Linked DNA regions of Mus musculus: region 1 is linked to region 2. Evidence: chromatin loops called from intact Hi-C (ENCODE). Cell type or tissue: gastrocnemius. All regions are shown on one strand.

Evidence for each region. A loop is a pair of places that touch in the nucleus more often than their neighbours do. Peaks named below come from ENCODE experiments on the same cell type or tissue, not always from the same donor. Only the 100,000 strongest peaks of a DNase experiment are listed, where the experiment ranks them.
Region 1: it touches region 2 in a loop (5-fold over the local background); 24 of 42 quality-filtered maps call a loop at or near these places.

The regions. Positions count from the first base shown.
Region 1 is chr12:90,561,727-90,569,726 of GRCm38, forward strand. No RefSeq gene overlaps it. Among named protein-coding and RNA genes, the nearest start is that of Gm40538, 160 kb to the left of the region's middle. In gastrocnemius, a CTCF peak has its summit at 4,790 (motif pointing right); DNase peaks (open chromatin) are centred at 3,050, 3,507 and 4,808.
Region 2 is chr12:91,309,709-91,317,708 of GRCm38, forward strand. All of the region lies in intron 10 of Cep128 (centrosomal protein 128), which reads right to left. Among named protein-coding and RNA genes, the nearest start is that of Cep128, 71 kb to the right of the region's middle. In gastrocnemius, a CTCF peak has its summit at 4,699; no DNase peak of the experiment used is centred here; H3K27ac peaks cover 1,207 bases.

The DNA.
Region 1 (8,000 bases), 750 kb before region 2:
CCGACTGTAAGTCATCAATAAATTCCTTTACTAACTAGAGACTATCCATAAGTTCTGTGACTCTAGAGAACCCTGACTAATACAGATAGTAATCAAGAAATTTCGGTATCAATTAATAAAAAAGACGCATATCCATGAAACAGAACAGTCCAAAAATGGCACCAGAAATATAAAGTGGCCTCACACATGTATGTTAAGGGGGAGAAAAGGAATGTAAATCACTTTTTAACAAATGACAAATGATGCTAGACTAACCATTCGACTGATAAAAGTGAATATTGATCCTTACACTCTATACAAATTATTTACTTTGATTCTAGCACTGTGAATCTGCAACTGTTAACCTTGTACAAGAAAACGCAGGGAATAATTGTACCTGGTGTTAAGTAAAGGTGTATCAGAAACAAAAAGCACAAACCAAACAATGAACTTAATCAAAATCTAAATCATTGGCTCTTCTAAGGACATGATTTAGAAAACACAGCAAATCACAGAATGAAAGAAAATGCTTACAGCACAAATATCATGCAAAAAGACATTAAGGATGCATAAGGAATTTCTGTAACTTATAATTACTCATACAATCTAATAAAAAATGTGGATAAAGATTTTCCCAGGCAATTCACAAAACATAATATGTAGCCAAAAGTATATGTAAAAAGCTTCAGCTTGTTCTTTATTAGAGCAACTAAAATTGAAACATTGAGATATAATCACCCACCAATTATACTTACTATAACTGAAGAGACCAATCAGACCATACAGGATACAGAGCAGCTAGGCCTCAACTCAGCAACAGAAAATGGAAAATGTTACAAGGGATTCAGGAAGAAGCCTGGCTGTTTCTTACACAACTAAATATAATGACTATCATGTGATTTCTTTCCTGTCTTTTCTTTCACTTTTCCTTCCTATCCCTTTATCTCTTCTTCTTCTTCTTCTTCTTCTTCTTCTTCTTCTTCTTCTTCTTCTTCTTCTTCTTCTTCTTCTTCTTCTTCTTCTTCTTCTTCTTCTCCTTCTTCCTTCCTCTTTCCTCCTTCCTTCTTCCTTCCTTCTTCCTCCTTCCCTCCCTCCCTCCCTCCCTCCTTCCTTCCTTCCTTCCTTCCTTCCTTCCTTCCTCTTCCTCCTCCTCCTCCTCCTCTTCCTCCTCCTCCTCCTCCTCCTCCTTCTCCTTCCTCTCTATTTCCAATAGCTCAAACTTGGAAATATTGGCCAGGTGAATGGATAAAAAATGTGTGTTATAACCACACTAAGGTCTGCTACTACAATTCAGGAACAAAAGAAACTCTTGATATTTACTACAGTGGGGGATCTCCTAACCAACTAATTCAGGTGAAACCTGATCAACGTTCTTTTTCATAAAATTCCATCAGGTCACTGGTTGCTTAGGGTTTAGGGTGAGGGTGAGAGTGAGTATAGATTATACAAAAGCATTAGGGATGTTTTGATGATGAGCAGAACTCCACTATGACCGTGTTTCTGCAGGTGTTTGTATATATGCCCAGACTATAAAACTGTAATTTAAAAATATTTAACCCAGAAATAAATTTTAATTATCTCTTTTTAATGGCATACTCAGAAGTGATGAATATCTATACTCACCATAAGGGAAATAGGATTTCTGCAATTAAGTGGTCCTCCTGCCTCAGTGTCCAAAGGACTGGGGTTATAGGTGCATGTCACTGATCTGGGCTACCCTCCTGAATTTTAATGTTTGATTATCGTACATTTTGTCATCCATGTTCTGTTTTGCTTTGCTTTGCCAATTAATTTTTACCCTCACCATAATTATATATTGATATGTGGCCAAGGTTAGTTACTGGGTAAGATTTAGATAGGAATAGAGGATATCTGGATATCTCAGCTCCCTTTGGTTTACTGCTTGAGTCTCAGAGTCTCAGAATGGTAGAACCTGTTTTCCAAAAACAAAACAAAGCAAAGCAAAAACAAAAGCAAAAAAACAAAAACAAAAACAAAAAACAAAAAAACAAAAAAACAAAAAAACAAAAAAAAAAACAAAACAAAAAAAACAAAACAGAAAACCCCACATTATGTCTTTCAAAAAGGAATTTGGTGATACTCTGTTTCAAGCATATCCACTGTCATCCCAAAATTATGATTGTTTTCAAAAGTCTGACCTGTTTAGTAAGTACTTGATATCAGCCACTTATCTTAATAATTTCAGGTGCCTGTCAGGCTGATGTGACAATGTTCAGTTTCCCAAATGCTCAGTCCCCTCATCTGATCCTTGCTAGCAGCTACTTGGCAAGGTTTCTAACAGATTCTAATTGGCCATATTTGCTTCAGTTTTCCTACTAAACAAGGAACAAGTGCTCACTCTCAGCCATTTTGGTTCCCTCTGTTCCACATCCACCCGCAGTAATGACCAGCTCTCATTTCTCCTTGCTCTTCTTCTCCCTGGGCATATTTATCAACATTTTTCTCTTATACTCCATAACCCTTTTTGACATGAGCCACCCATTGCCTTTCTTTATCCTGCTCATTTTTAAATGACAGGGAATATTTTTGCTCCATGGATGACCCGTTAGAATGTCAAGTCACGATGGTGCTCTCTCAGCAGAGTGCTGTGGTAGCATAGTGAAAGCTTCCTGCGGTTGGTCTCAGAAGAACCCAGACCCTTATCATCTTATCATCTTCATCTTATCATCTGAATTTGAGCTCTACTTCTGCCTGAGGCAGAAGATAACTGAGGCATGTGTAGGTGCTGGGGTGGTGACGGTGGGGTTCTGCTCCAATTACCCATATAATTAACTCTTTACATATGGAGATGTAAGTATGAAGAAAGAATGTTGGGAGCCGCCCCCACATTCGCCGTCACAAGATGGCGCTGACATCCTGTGTTCTAAGTGGTAAACAAATAATCTGCGCATGTGCCAAGGGTATTTTACGACTACTTGTACTCTGCCTTTCCCGTGAACGTCAGCTCGGCCATGGGCTGCAGCCAATCAGGGAGTGATGCATCCTAAGCGAAGGATAACTCCTCCTTAAAGGGGACGGGGTTTCCGCCATTCTCTCTCTCGCTGGCATCTCTCTGGCTCTGCGCCCCTGCGCTCTCTCGCTGCCAAAAGATGTAAACAATAGAGCGCGCTCTGCGCTTTGGCGCGCCGGAGCTCTGGCTCCTAAAGATGTAAATAGAAGGGGCTTTCGCTTTTGGGGCTGGGGGTTTTGCGCTCCTAGCTCCTGAAGATGTAAGCAATAAAGTTTTGCCGCAGAAGATTCTGGTCTGTTGTGTTCTTCCTGGCCGGGCGTGAGAACGCTATTAAGAAAAGAAAATCTGGAAGATGGAGCATAAAGAGGCTTTCCCCTCTCTCGTTTTATTTTTTTTCATTTTGCATACTTCTCACTGCTCCTCCTCCTGGTCACCCCATCCAATAATTCTTCCCCCTCCCCCTGTATTCTGAGAGGGTGGAAGGCCCCTGGGTATCTCCTACGCTGGCTCATCAAGTCTCTGAACTTTACTCTGCAGAGGATGATGATCTTACTGCCTCCTTCTGAGAGGAGCTACCTGCTGGCCACCAATATGCCACTTGCCCGGTGTCCTTCTATTTTGAGCTTCTCTCTGTGTATGAATTGCTGTTTAGCTGTCCAAGCTTCAGCTGCTATCTAACATAACCCAGGACATTTGTTCTTTTTTTTTTTTTTTCTCATGAATCTCTGGTGAATCAAAAGGCTCAGGGTATAGCAGAAGTAAAAAGAAAGATTATCAATCAGTCTTGCAAACTCCATACATTGATGTCAAAATTTTATAGACACATTAACTAAGACCCAGAACAGCAAATATGCCACATAATTTTTCACAGAAAATTATTATGTGCACACAAAAAGGTATAAACTAGGGTGCCCACACAGTGAAAAATCCTAAACTCGTTTTAGTTTTATCTTTGATTGAAATGTGTATGTAATTCAAAATTTAAGTTAAATTATGCACATAGTCTAGGAAAAAATCAGGACCAAGACAGAGAAGTGATGGCCTCACAGAAAGAGAGACAGTGTCAGCACAAGATGGACATCTTCTCTCTTCTTCTGCATTACCTATAGGGATGTACAAGCAACATGAGAAGCTCTTTATTCAACATACCTATGATATAAAAATGACTGTTACCTAAAAGTAGATGGGGGCTGGTTAGGTGGCTCAGCAGGTAAAGGCACTGGTTACTGAGTTTGATGACCTGAGTCCCTTCCCAAGGACCCACATGGTAGAAGGAAATAACCAACTCCTGAAAGTTACTCCTGACCACATGCACATGGATCATGTACCCCAAAATACACATAAACTGGTATGCACACACACACACACACACACACACACACACTGGGCTTTTAAACTGGTTTTCAAGTAGTCATCAATGAGGAAGATTCATCTTCCCTGTGGTTACTCTCAATGCCTATGGAATATGAACACATAGCAGATTCATATCTGAGGCTTCACAAAGAGTCTTTTTACCCCCTCCAACTTTTCTCTAGATCCTACAAAAGACACTATCCTTCTTCCTCTGTTCTCATTTCTTCCTAAAAGTTGTCACCCTGTGCTTTGCCTCAGGTATGTGCCAATGTATTTACATGTTTGTGTGTGTATGTGTATGTGTGTCTATGCATGTGCATGCGCGCGCGCACACACACACACACACACACACACACACACACACACACACACACACACATTCATTTGTAGCTCATCTGCTGGTGTCCAAGAAAAGCTTGAATTTTTTTTTTCTTCTTGCCTCTCAGCTTGGAGCCTTTGTACAAGAAATTCTGACAGTGAACACTGCCTACCACTAGAGAGCAGCCCAGGCCAACGATTTCCTGGGCAAAAAACCCTCTGTCTAACAAGTTATTTTCAAAAGGTTCAGGTTCTCTTAGTCTTCTCATGTCTTTCTCTGGGCAAGACACTCCTAGTTCCCTTCGCAAGGAATACTCTCTGTACCTGTTCTGATGTCATGGGAAGCTGAATACCATGCCAATTCCACTAGAAATGTCATTGTCAAAAACATTCATTGTTGAGGTCTCCCTGCTTTTAAGCATTGACGTGTGTCAATTATGAAAAAAAAAAAAATGGAAGTGGGGAGAAGGTTGTGTTTAAGAAAAGAACCACTTGATTTCATGGGGAAATAGAGCAAGATCTTCACGGATTCTTCCCAAGCTTTTTCTATTGAGAACAAAGGGAGCCAGGCAAAGCCAGGCAAACCTAAGCAGGGTCCTATCCATGCCTTTGGACGTGGCTTATTCCTATGGAAACTGATTTATTTTTCTTACATTTGTGAAGAGAGTAATTGTGTCCCATCCGGACTGATTGTTAAGCTTCAATAGGCCAGTGTCTTCATTCCTTAATTTACTTTAATGAACACAGAAAATAACTATTGCTGATTGTCATGTCATTGTACAGGAAGAACTCTCCTGTCTACTGTGCAGGGAGATGAAGGTGCAGAGAGAGCTTTTGGAAACTGATGTAGGAGAGTCTCCTTCAATCTAGATGCAATTTAAGGTGACAGTTAGTGCTGTCTCTGTCTCTTGCCTCAGGGGTAACCTCAGGCAAATGACTCAAATTTACCCTCAACCTTGGTTTCTTCTCTTTTTTTGCAAGATGCAAGTCCTAACTGTTCTCATCAGACAGGACCTAGGATTAAATGTAACAACATGTGGAAAGTGTTTAATAAAGATTGACTGTCGCTGCTCAAAGAGCCCACCACATTCCAAGATCCCTGCTGACTTCTCCTTGCCTTATTCATCTTGCCGTTTTATTTCCATTTATCCAATTTCAATTTTAATTTTGTTAAATATTCATTATACATGTGTTATGTTCCAGGTATAATAGAATGCAGCACCTCAAGAGGCTAGTGTAGCTTACCAAAGAGAAAAGCTGTCAGAACGAATACAAAGAGAACATGTTTCACATTTCCCTTTAAAGGTAACACACAAGGCAGACTGTGTTTATGGTCAGAATTGTTTTCGGGAATATCTTGGAGATATATATCATATGTGGTTTTAACTCTTTTTATCCAGTATTGTTTGAGGCCTAACTTGATTTTTTTCACAGTCATTTTTAATGTTACATCATGAATACCCTGTGTGAACACCTAGTGATATGGACCACACCCAAGCTGTGATGGAGAATCCTTTACTTGATTTACATAGTTTTCTGAAATGTTCAGATTTCTTGCTGTTGCTACTTGAAGAGTATAGAAAACACAATGGTCCCTCTGCCAAGAAGTTTGCATTGGAGGGGTTCAAATGATTAACCGAGTCATGTGACTTTCATGTTTCGCTGTAATTGGATGTTCAATGTGCATGCGGTTGGAGCACAGAGAGGTAAAATAATTATTTGTAATGGGCATTGATGGGAGGAGCCATAGATGAAAGTGTTGAACTCAAATGATGACTGGGATTTTAATCAACATTGAGTATGTGGAAGAAAAAGAGGTCTACACAGCTGACATGAGAGCATAGTTAAGTACAGTGAGAAAGAAGAAGAAAGATATAAATTAACTCCTGGGCACCTTGATTTCCTTAATATGTTCCAATGACAGACTTTGCAACTGAGGCGTCATGAGCCTATGGGAATGCCTCAAAGTCATACATTCAGTAAACAATGAAATCGGAATCTTAATTAGCAGTGTTCCAACATATGTGTTCTCTATGCCACATTGTCAGAGGTGTAAAAAAAGATAATTACAGAAAAGAATATAGTGAATTAAAAAGAAGATGGAAAAACAAACAAACAACCCTTACATTGTCTTTTTTAGGAGACAATAAAAATGTCAACATAGTTTTCCTTTTCATTAAAATAGGTGTTCTAAACATTAGAGATGTCATCACAAACTGCTTCTTTTCTTCAGGGTGGCTGGGATTTGCTTGTATGAGATGACTAATAATTTTTAAAAACAACCAACAATAACTGACAAAAAAGTTACCAAAATGGTAATTTGAAGTAAATCAGATAAAAAGTTACAGGATAGCTAGAAAATTATGTATGCATGGTGAAATGGAAAGGAAGCTGTAGATGGGAGGAGACATGGGTCGTTTATGACTAAACCAAGTGTACCCTCCTTGGGAAACTGTAAACCGCCTGTTTGAAATGGGGATGTACCTTTTCCATGCTGGTCTTCAATTAAGTTAAGCTTCTGAACTCTATTCTAATCTACTCTGTAAGTACCTACAAAGATCCGTTCTTGAAGCATCAACAGAAATATCTATCCTCAAGTCCTATTAATCCTTCTTGCTGTAGACCATACCTCACTCAATTTATCTCTTTAAGGAATACTTGTTTGTATCTGTCTTGTTTTGTTTATTTGTTTGTTTTATATCATATATATATGTATATCCTCAAACTAACCATCTTCCTATCTTAGATTCTTGAGTTCTGAGATTATACTTGTACTCCACTATGCTTTGCAATGATGATATTTTTATTGATGGCATAGTATTTCTTAGTAGATAGAGTATTAATTACTTTCCTTGCTGGTATAGTCAAATAACTGGGAAAAGTAACCTAAGAGAGAACAGGACCATTGCCCTTGTACTTTGGGTATATAATTTATCACAGCTGTAGAGAGATTGTTGTGTGAGTTTTTAGTTACTCTGCTTTATGCTCCTGGAAGGTCACACTTCCAGCCACCAACCGAGGGAATCTTTGGATCCACGAATGAAAGACACACACACACACACACACACACACACATTAACTTATGTTTAATATGCCATCTATCTCAATGGCTGGGCACTTCTTATCCTCTGCCTGCTACCCTAGGTCCAATCAGGAAAGTAGCCAGTGGCCACTTTCCCCAAATCACACATGGCTGATTGACTTTATCTCCTGCACCTCCTATGTCCATCCATGTCTCTCTCCCTAGTCATGGTGATTCCTTTCTCCTCCCCCCTTAGTCCTAGACCATGCAACTCTAAGGGTCTTATCCTGTCTCCCTTTGCCCAACCATCAATATTTAGGCACTAGCATCTTTATTAATCAAAAACTAATTGAGGAC
Region 2 (8,000 bases):
ACATACCATGCATATCCTTTTGCGACTGAGTTTCCTCACTCAGGATAATATTTTCTAGTTCCATCCATTTGCCTGAAAAAGTCAGGATGTCCACGTTCTTAATAGCTGAGTAGTATTCCATTGTATAAAAACATTTCTGCATCCATTCTTCTGTGGTAGGACACCTGGGTTGTTTCCAGCTTCTGGCTATCACAAACAAGGCCACTATGAACATAGTGGAACACTTGCCCCTGTGGCATGGTGGGCCATCTTTTGGGTATATTCCCAAGAGCGGTATAGCTGGGTCTTCAGGTAGATCTACTTCCAATTTTCTGAGGAACCTCAAGATTGATTTCCAGAGTGTTTGTACCAGCTTGCAATCCCACAGTCACACCTCTGACCCATAACTGTTCCTGTCTGAAAGAATTAAAGGGATGGAAATGGAGAGAAGCCTGAAGAAAAGGTCCAGTAACAGGCCCAAAGTGGGATCCAGCTCAAGGGGAGGTCCCAAGGCCTGACACTATTACTGAGGCTATGGAGTGCTCACAAAAAGGGATCAATCATGGCTGCCCACTGAAAGACCCAGCAAGCAGCTAAAAGAGTCAGATGCAGATATTTGCACCCAACCAATGGACAGAAGCAGCTGACCCCTGTTGTTGAATTAGGGAAGGCTGAAAGAAGCTGAGGAGAAGGGCGATCCTATAGGAGGACCAGCAGTCTCAATTAACCTGGACCCCCATGATCTCCCAAACACTGGACCACCAAACAGACAGGATACACCAGCTGATATGAGGCCCCCAACACACATACAGTAGAGGACTTCCAGGTCTGTGTTCATCCAGAGATGAAGCACCTAACCCTCAAGAGACTGGAGGCCCCAGGGAGTTTAGTGGTCAGGTGGGGAGGAGGTGTGGGATATGGAGCAGTTGGAGGGTGGGAGGGGAGGGGCAGGGAATGGAATATGGAGTGTGAAAAATGAATTACAAGTAAAATTAAATTTAACAAAAAATCCCAGAGGTATGAATAACCAGAAGAGTGTTTAGATCCTATGAAGAGTTATTCCTAATGGAGTAGGAAGGAGGAAGTTATAACCACATTAATCAACCTTAGAAGACCTACCACACATACACACACACACACACACACACACACACACACATACACACACTCACACTTTTCAAACTTCTTAAAAAGTGTAAATTAATATATACTACAGAATTTTAGAGAAAGACATTTGAAATGAGGAAGTGGGAGGAGCAGAAGCCAGCATTTCATAACTAATAGATTGAATAAGGTTTTCTTAAAAACTAAAAGCCAGCTGGGCAGTGGTGGTGTACACCTTTAATCCCAGCACTTGGGAGGCAGATCTCTGAGTTCCAGGCTAGCCTGGTCTACAGAGTGAGTTCCTGGACAGAGAAAGAAAAAGAAAAAGTGAAGGCCTAAGAAAATTGGAACTTAACTGTCGTTCATATCAAAAAGAGGTGACAGGTATTCTGGGACAGCTTACACTACACACCAGCTCACAAAACTGCTCTGTTTAAGGAATCCAACAGCTGACAACAGCCATGCCGCAGCTTCTGAGCTGACAACACAGCTCTAAACTCTCAGCTTGTACCTTATCACTTCTATACACTAGGTCTGATCAGTGGAACATTTTAATATAGGCAGCATTTCCTAGGGCTTCAATGGCTTGCACACACTGTCTACGATGTTGGTGAACCACCATGACTCCCTGAATGGAAATGGAAATCTGTAACAAAGTTTATCCTAGAGTCTCCAAGACCTTTCCTGACTTTGCTCCGGAAGGTCTAGGGGAACTGTTTTACAATTAAAAAAAAAAAAAAAAATTAGAATTGTTTCAGAGCATAAGTGGGACCTGCTCATCATAAGCTGTGCCTAAGCTGGGGGTCAGACACCTTTGCAGGATAATGCCCCTAGGAGCTGAGCCCTGTTGTCCATCATTTCCTTTTTATCAGTGTGCTGACATTGACGACTCTTTCATAACCCTTGCTACGAACAGCACTTTCCTCTTTGCCAGAAAAAAATTAATAAAATAATCCATACGGTAACAAACACTGAAGAGCGAGAAAAACAATTACCATGAAGTAAACTGATAAGAGAAAGGGCAGTGGTGGGAATCAGAACCATGGCTGTCAGGATTTAAGTCCTCAAGCCGCGGAGCAAGAGTGTTCCACAAAGTAAGTAGCCAGTAAATAATCGAGGGGCACAACTCACACCCACAGAAACACTCCCCAGACCAATTGGAAAATACTAAGCCCCAGCAGAAATATGGGATCTCCCAAGCACAAGCGTTGCCACAAAGGGCCCAAAACAATAACGTTTTGCCCTCCGGTGTCCTCTACAGCCCGTGCATACCTAGAAATACTGCCTTACAAAATGTATGAAGAGGACCCAAAGGCAAGGCAGTATCATAGGTAATGTTAAACCCATGGCTGCCAACACAGCACCCAGGACATAGCATACGACAGTGCTCGCCAAATGAATATCATACTAAGTGGTACTCTGAGGATACTGGATACAGCATTCATTCTTTCAATCAATCATTCATTCATTCATTCATTCCATGAACACCTAGCTTGGACTTACTATTCCTCAGGCATTGTTATAGGAATTGAGATAGGACCATAAGCAGAAGCCATGAAGAGCCCACCCTCAAAGGCTGGTTAGGGGACAGAAAGGTGACAATAGTGGAAAAGTATTGTTAAAGAAAAAAGAAATAGCCGGGCGTGGTGGCACACCTTTGATCCCAGCACTTGGGAGACAGATAGAGACAGGCGGATTTCTGAGTTCGAGGCCAGCCTGGTCTACAGAGTGAGTTCCATGACAGTCAGGGCTACACAGAGAAACCCTGTCTCAAAAAACCAAAAAGAAAAAAGAAAAAAAAAAGAAAAAAGAAAAAAGAAATAAATGTAACAAACTCAGAAGGGAAGGAGGGCATTTTTCTTGGATAGTTACTAAAGGCTTTCTGAAGTAGCATTCGAAAGGAAAGGCAGGCATAAGCCACACAACTATTTCAAAAATCAACTTCATGTCTCTGAAAACAGGAAGTACAAAAGTCCAAAGGCAGAAAGTGCAGAGCATGCCCACAGAAGGGCAGAAGCCCAGCATACGTGACAGTGATGGCTCTGACTTCCCTGTGGGAACATGACTGAACTTGCAAAGGCCATCTCTCCACCATATGAGTTCAGGAGACCAAAATCAGGTTATCCCACTTTACACCGAGCATCTGTACCGCTAAGCCATCATGCTGGCCTGAGGTCACTGTAACTGTCCTACCATTCACGAGGGTGAGAATAACTGAACACTGCAGTGAGAAGAAACCAGGAACCAGATTCAAGGGACTTTTAGTGTGAGGCTTTTAAATTTGTTGTAACTGTGACAAAAGAAGAATGTGACATCATCTGCATGCCACGCAGGTGACAAAGAGGTAAGACTTGAGGCCAGCGGCCTTCTCTGTTTGCACAAGCAGAAGACAGCAGCAGAGGCAACAGTCAGTAGCAGTTACAAAGCCGATAGAGCCAACTTTCATAATTATTTTTAAATCAGAGTTGACAAGGTGTGAAGAATGAGAGAAAAACAGACAACAAAGACAGCAGACACTCAGTTCTCAACACTTAAAAGTGCATCTAACATCAGGATGATTATCCGTCTTCCTTAGAAGATGCATGGTCTGTTTCTTGTCTTTCTTTGGATGAAAGACACACAAAAATTAAGCTCCAGCGCCTTCTGAAGAAGCCCGTAGGTCAGAGGGGGCAAGAACGGGAGAGCAGAGCTGCGGGGCCCAAGTCTGTGCAGACACTGCGCTGTGAGCGTCAACATCAGTGTGACTTGATCCTCATCCAAGCGTGGCCGGAGAGGCCATGGAAACCTCATTCTCAGGTCACACGTTCTAAGCCTGTGTGCTTTCTCCCATCCCAGCTCCATCAATTGAGTAAAGAACCTTACAGCTCTGAACAGGGCTTGAAAGCTTCACCGCAAATGGACGATGATTACAAATAATTTGTTCCTCCCCTCCTGAGCAATAATTAGAACCTGTTTCAGTATGTGACAAAAAGAATTAACAGATCTTAATAATAGAAATCAATTAAATGCACTAAGCAGTAAACCATGTCTGTTTATCAAGGAAAAATGAGACTCACTGAAGGAAAATTGAACAGTGCTAATTACAGGAACAAAGGTAAATGGTACAAGGTACAAAAGGGGTCATGAGTAAGAGAAAGACACAATGTTAGGAAAAGGCTCGTGTGAGATGCGACTATAGAAAACAGGGGTGTCTAGGATGCTGGCTTAAAGCTCGGACACGTTAAAGTGGAAAAGAATCAGGAATATATATAAAATTAACTCTCATATCAAAAGCTGGTCTCCGCCTTTCTGCAACTAAACAGACTAACTCCTTCATAAAGGAAAGGATGGGAGGAGGCAGGGAGTGAGGGAAGCCTGGATCCGGAGTATTAAAGCAGCAACAAGTGAGCTCCAGACTCCACGTAGCATATGTAATCCCTGAATTTTTCCAAACAGTGTGAATCTATACAGTTTCAATTTTAAAATGACAAATAATGATATTGTTTTTAATTGTGAGACTGATGTCAAGGACAGTTTACAGAAATGCTAAGAGCTGGGATGTATAGTCTGTAGGGAATCCATCTTAAGCCAACCTGGAGCTTGAAGAAATAATGCCTACTGATGGTTCAATACTGACGACTAGTGGTCAAAAACAATACACCAAGTCCTTAGCCAGCGTTTATCCTACCACCGTTTTTTATCAACTAAATTTAAAACACTAGACACAAACGACATGAAAGTTTTCATTTGAAACATTCAGGAAAAAAAAGAAAAACACTAAGGAAAAGAACAGAACTGTATCCAAGGTCCCTTACGTTTTTATTCCGAAGCCCACATGGTGAGCACACGTCTGAAGTCTCAGCAAGATCAAGAACTCCAGATTAGCCTTGTTATGTGTTAAGACTGTCCATTATTTAGATAGTGTTCCAAAACAGAATCTACTTGGGATCTGCCGTTGAACTATAGAAGAAACAAGTCTTTGTGCCATCTTATCTACAATCTTGGAACTGAACGATCTCCCACAAATACTGTACCAAAGAGGTCTTACTTGTAGAATCCATATACCTGGGGTAACTCCATTCTAAGCTTTCAACTACTATGACATACTGAAATAGCAAACAATTCTCCTAATAGCATGAGACTTCAGATAGATGAGCGTCAATATAATGTCAGGTCTAGCAGCCTGCTATGGGGATCGTGTTATTTATATAATATTAAATTGTGGTTGATTATGTTCATAGGGTTCTAGCTCTGACATTGAACCATTTCATATTAAATCTCAATGAAGTAGAGTTCACCTTCGCCTGCTCTGGAAAAGCCTCTTAATGGAGATCGTCTCTCCCAAAGTGTTACATGCAGCAAGGATCATTTACATCTGAAAATAACGCTCATCTGCTCAGCAGCTGTTGGCAGCATAACAGCATACTACGTGAATGACCTGGTACTTGGAGTCCCAGGACAAGAGTAGACGGGAGTGACCTGGTGTTTGGCAGAGGAAACCACATTCTAGGGAAGAAGACATACAACCACACAAGCAAGCAAGCAGCGGCTACAGTTTGTGTAATATGCCATGGCACTCAAGAGTGAGGCACTGGGAGGCTATGTTAGAAAGAGAGGAAGTGTACAAAGTCCTACCTGATGATGGCAAGAACGTCAGGTTCGCTAAACTGGAATGTAAATGAATGAATGAATGCCCCGATAAGATAGGAAAAACCACTCTGGTTAAGGCAGCTTTGCAGAATAGCATATTCAAGTAGGTAAGCTTAAGTTTTTAGACTAAAGCTGGAAAGATGGCTCCGTTGGTCAGGTGCTCACATGAACATACAGACAGAGATACATTCCCTACAGCACTCAGAAGAAAGACGGGTTCAGCAGCACATGCCTATAGCTACCGATGAGGTCAGATTGGGATTTCCAGGGCTTGCTAGCTGACCAGACTCTTGAATGGGTCAGCTCTAAGTTCAGAAAGAGATCCTGTCTCCAAAACTAAAGTGGACAGTGATTAATGACACCTGAAACTCCCTTGGATCTCCAAATATACACACATGTGCAGGCACACCTGCATGTGCTTGCTCACGCGCGCACACACACAGACACACTCAAATGTACACACACTTTTTATCAAATGATTTTATTTATTTATATTCTAAATGTTGCCATGTACAGACATTGTTAAAAATGTGTAACATCCATTAAAGATGGAAACAATCTAAAACTGCAAAGTCATAATCTAAAACTGCAAAACAATCCATAGAAAAGGGTAGCAGGAAAAAAAGATGACAGATAATAACATTTCCAACATATCAATACGGCTGAACTTACCTAATGAGGTTGCTTTAAGGCCAGTGGTAAAGTTCTTATGAGGAAAGTGGGAAGAAAGATTAAAATAAAGAAAACAAAAAGCATGCACAAATACAGAAACCTTGATAGAAACTCACTAAGAGCCAGGCATGTGGTGCATGTCTTTAATCCCAACACTCACTCCAGAGATATAAGTACAAGGAGACAGCTCTCTGCGAGTTCAAGAAGAGAGCTACACAGTGAGACTCTGTCCAAAAACAACAACAACTATAATAAAAACAACCTACCACTATGTAAGCTTTTAAAAACAACTGACTGTGATATTAAAATATTCAAGAAACCACAAACACCAACTAAAAAAGGCAATACTGACAAAAATTACGGAGGTAAATTGAGCCTGATATATTAAATAGGAATACAGGAGAATAGAAACAAAATTGACAAATGAGACCTACACAATTTACATAAGTATCTGTGTCTCCTACAGATTCACACACAAAATGTTGGACCCAAGCAAGGGAGAAAATCAGGTACTGGTTTTATTGAGTCCTTAACCATGAGACCAAAACACCAAGGAACTAGGTCCAAATGCAAGTGACAATAAATTCCAAAAAAAAAAAAATTAAAAATACTTTGTTTTTTAAAGCTAGGTTTAAAAACTATGGTTGGCCAGTGGTGGCGCATGCCATTAATCTCAATACTTGGAAGGCAGAGGCAGGTGGGTCTCTGTGAGTCTGAGGCCAGACTGATCTACAGAGTAAGTTACAGGACAGCCAGAGCTACAGGGAAACCCTGTCTTGAGGGGAGGAAAAAAAAATATATATATATATACACACACACACACATACATACACACACACACACACACACACACACACACACACACACATACACACACACACATATGCATATAAAGAGATGCTGAAAATTCCAAACAGACATAGAGAAATTTGCAATAGTCACTATAATGGATTTAGAAGGAAAGTATCCTAAGAGAACAGCACATCAAAACATAGTTTGGTGATAAATTTAAAGTATTTATTTTTAAAGAAACACATTTAATGCCCAAGCCTAGAAAATAAAATGGAACAATCTTTTTAAAATAGAACAGGTCATAGGTCTTTTTTTCCATGAAAGTGGGAAAGGTATATCTAATAATACTAATGACTATAGCTGCTTTATAAATCAATACGCTGTATAAACCAAGTCTGCAGCCATCTAAACAAGAGCAGGAACAAATGACTTCATGCTCGCATTCTTACTAACATTAAAGAAATTGACATTTCTCCTAAACTGAACCAGAAAAAGTAAAGATGAACCCTATCCAAACTCTCTTTTTAAGGTTAATGTAACCTTGCTTCTTTTCTTTTTGTTTTTGTTTTCTTAACTGGAAATACATTTTTTCATAGAATATATTTTAATTACGGTCTTCCCTCCCCTAGTTCCTCGCAGATCCTCCGCAATGCCCTTCCACCCAAATCCACCCTTGTTTCCCCTTCTCTTATTAAAAAACAGACATCTAAATAATAATTTTTAAAAAGGTAAAAATAACAGAAGAAAAAGTGCCAAAGAAAAAGCACAAGAAACATATAGGCAGATAATACAAATGCAAAACTGGAAGCAATAATATATACACA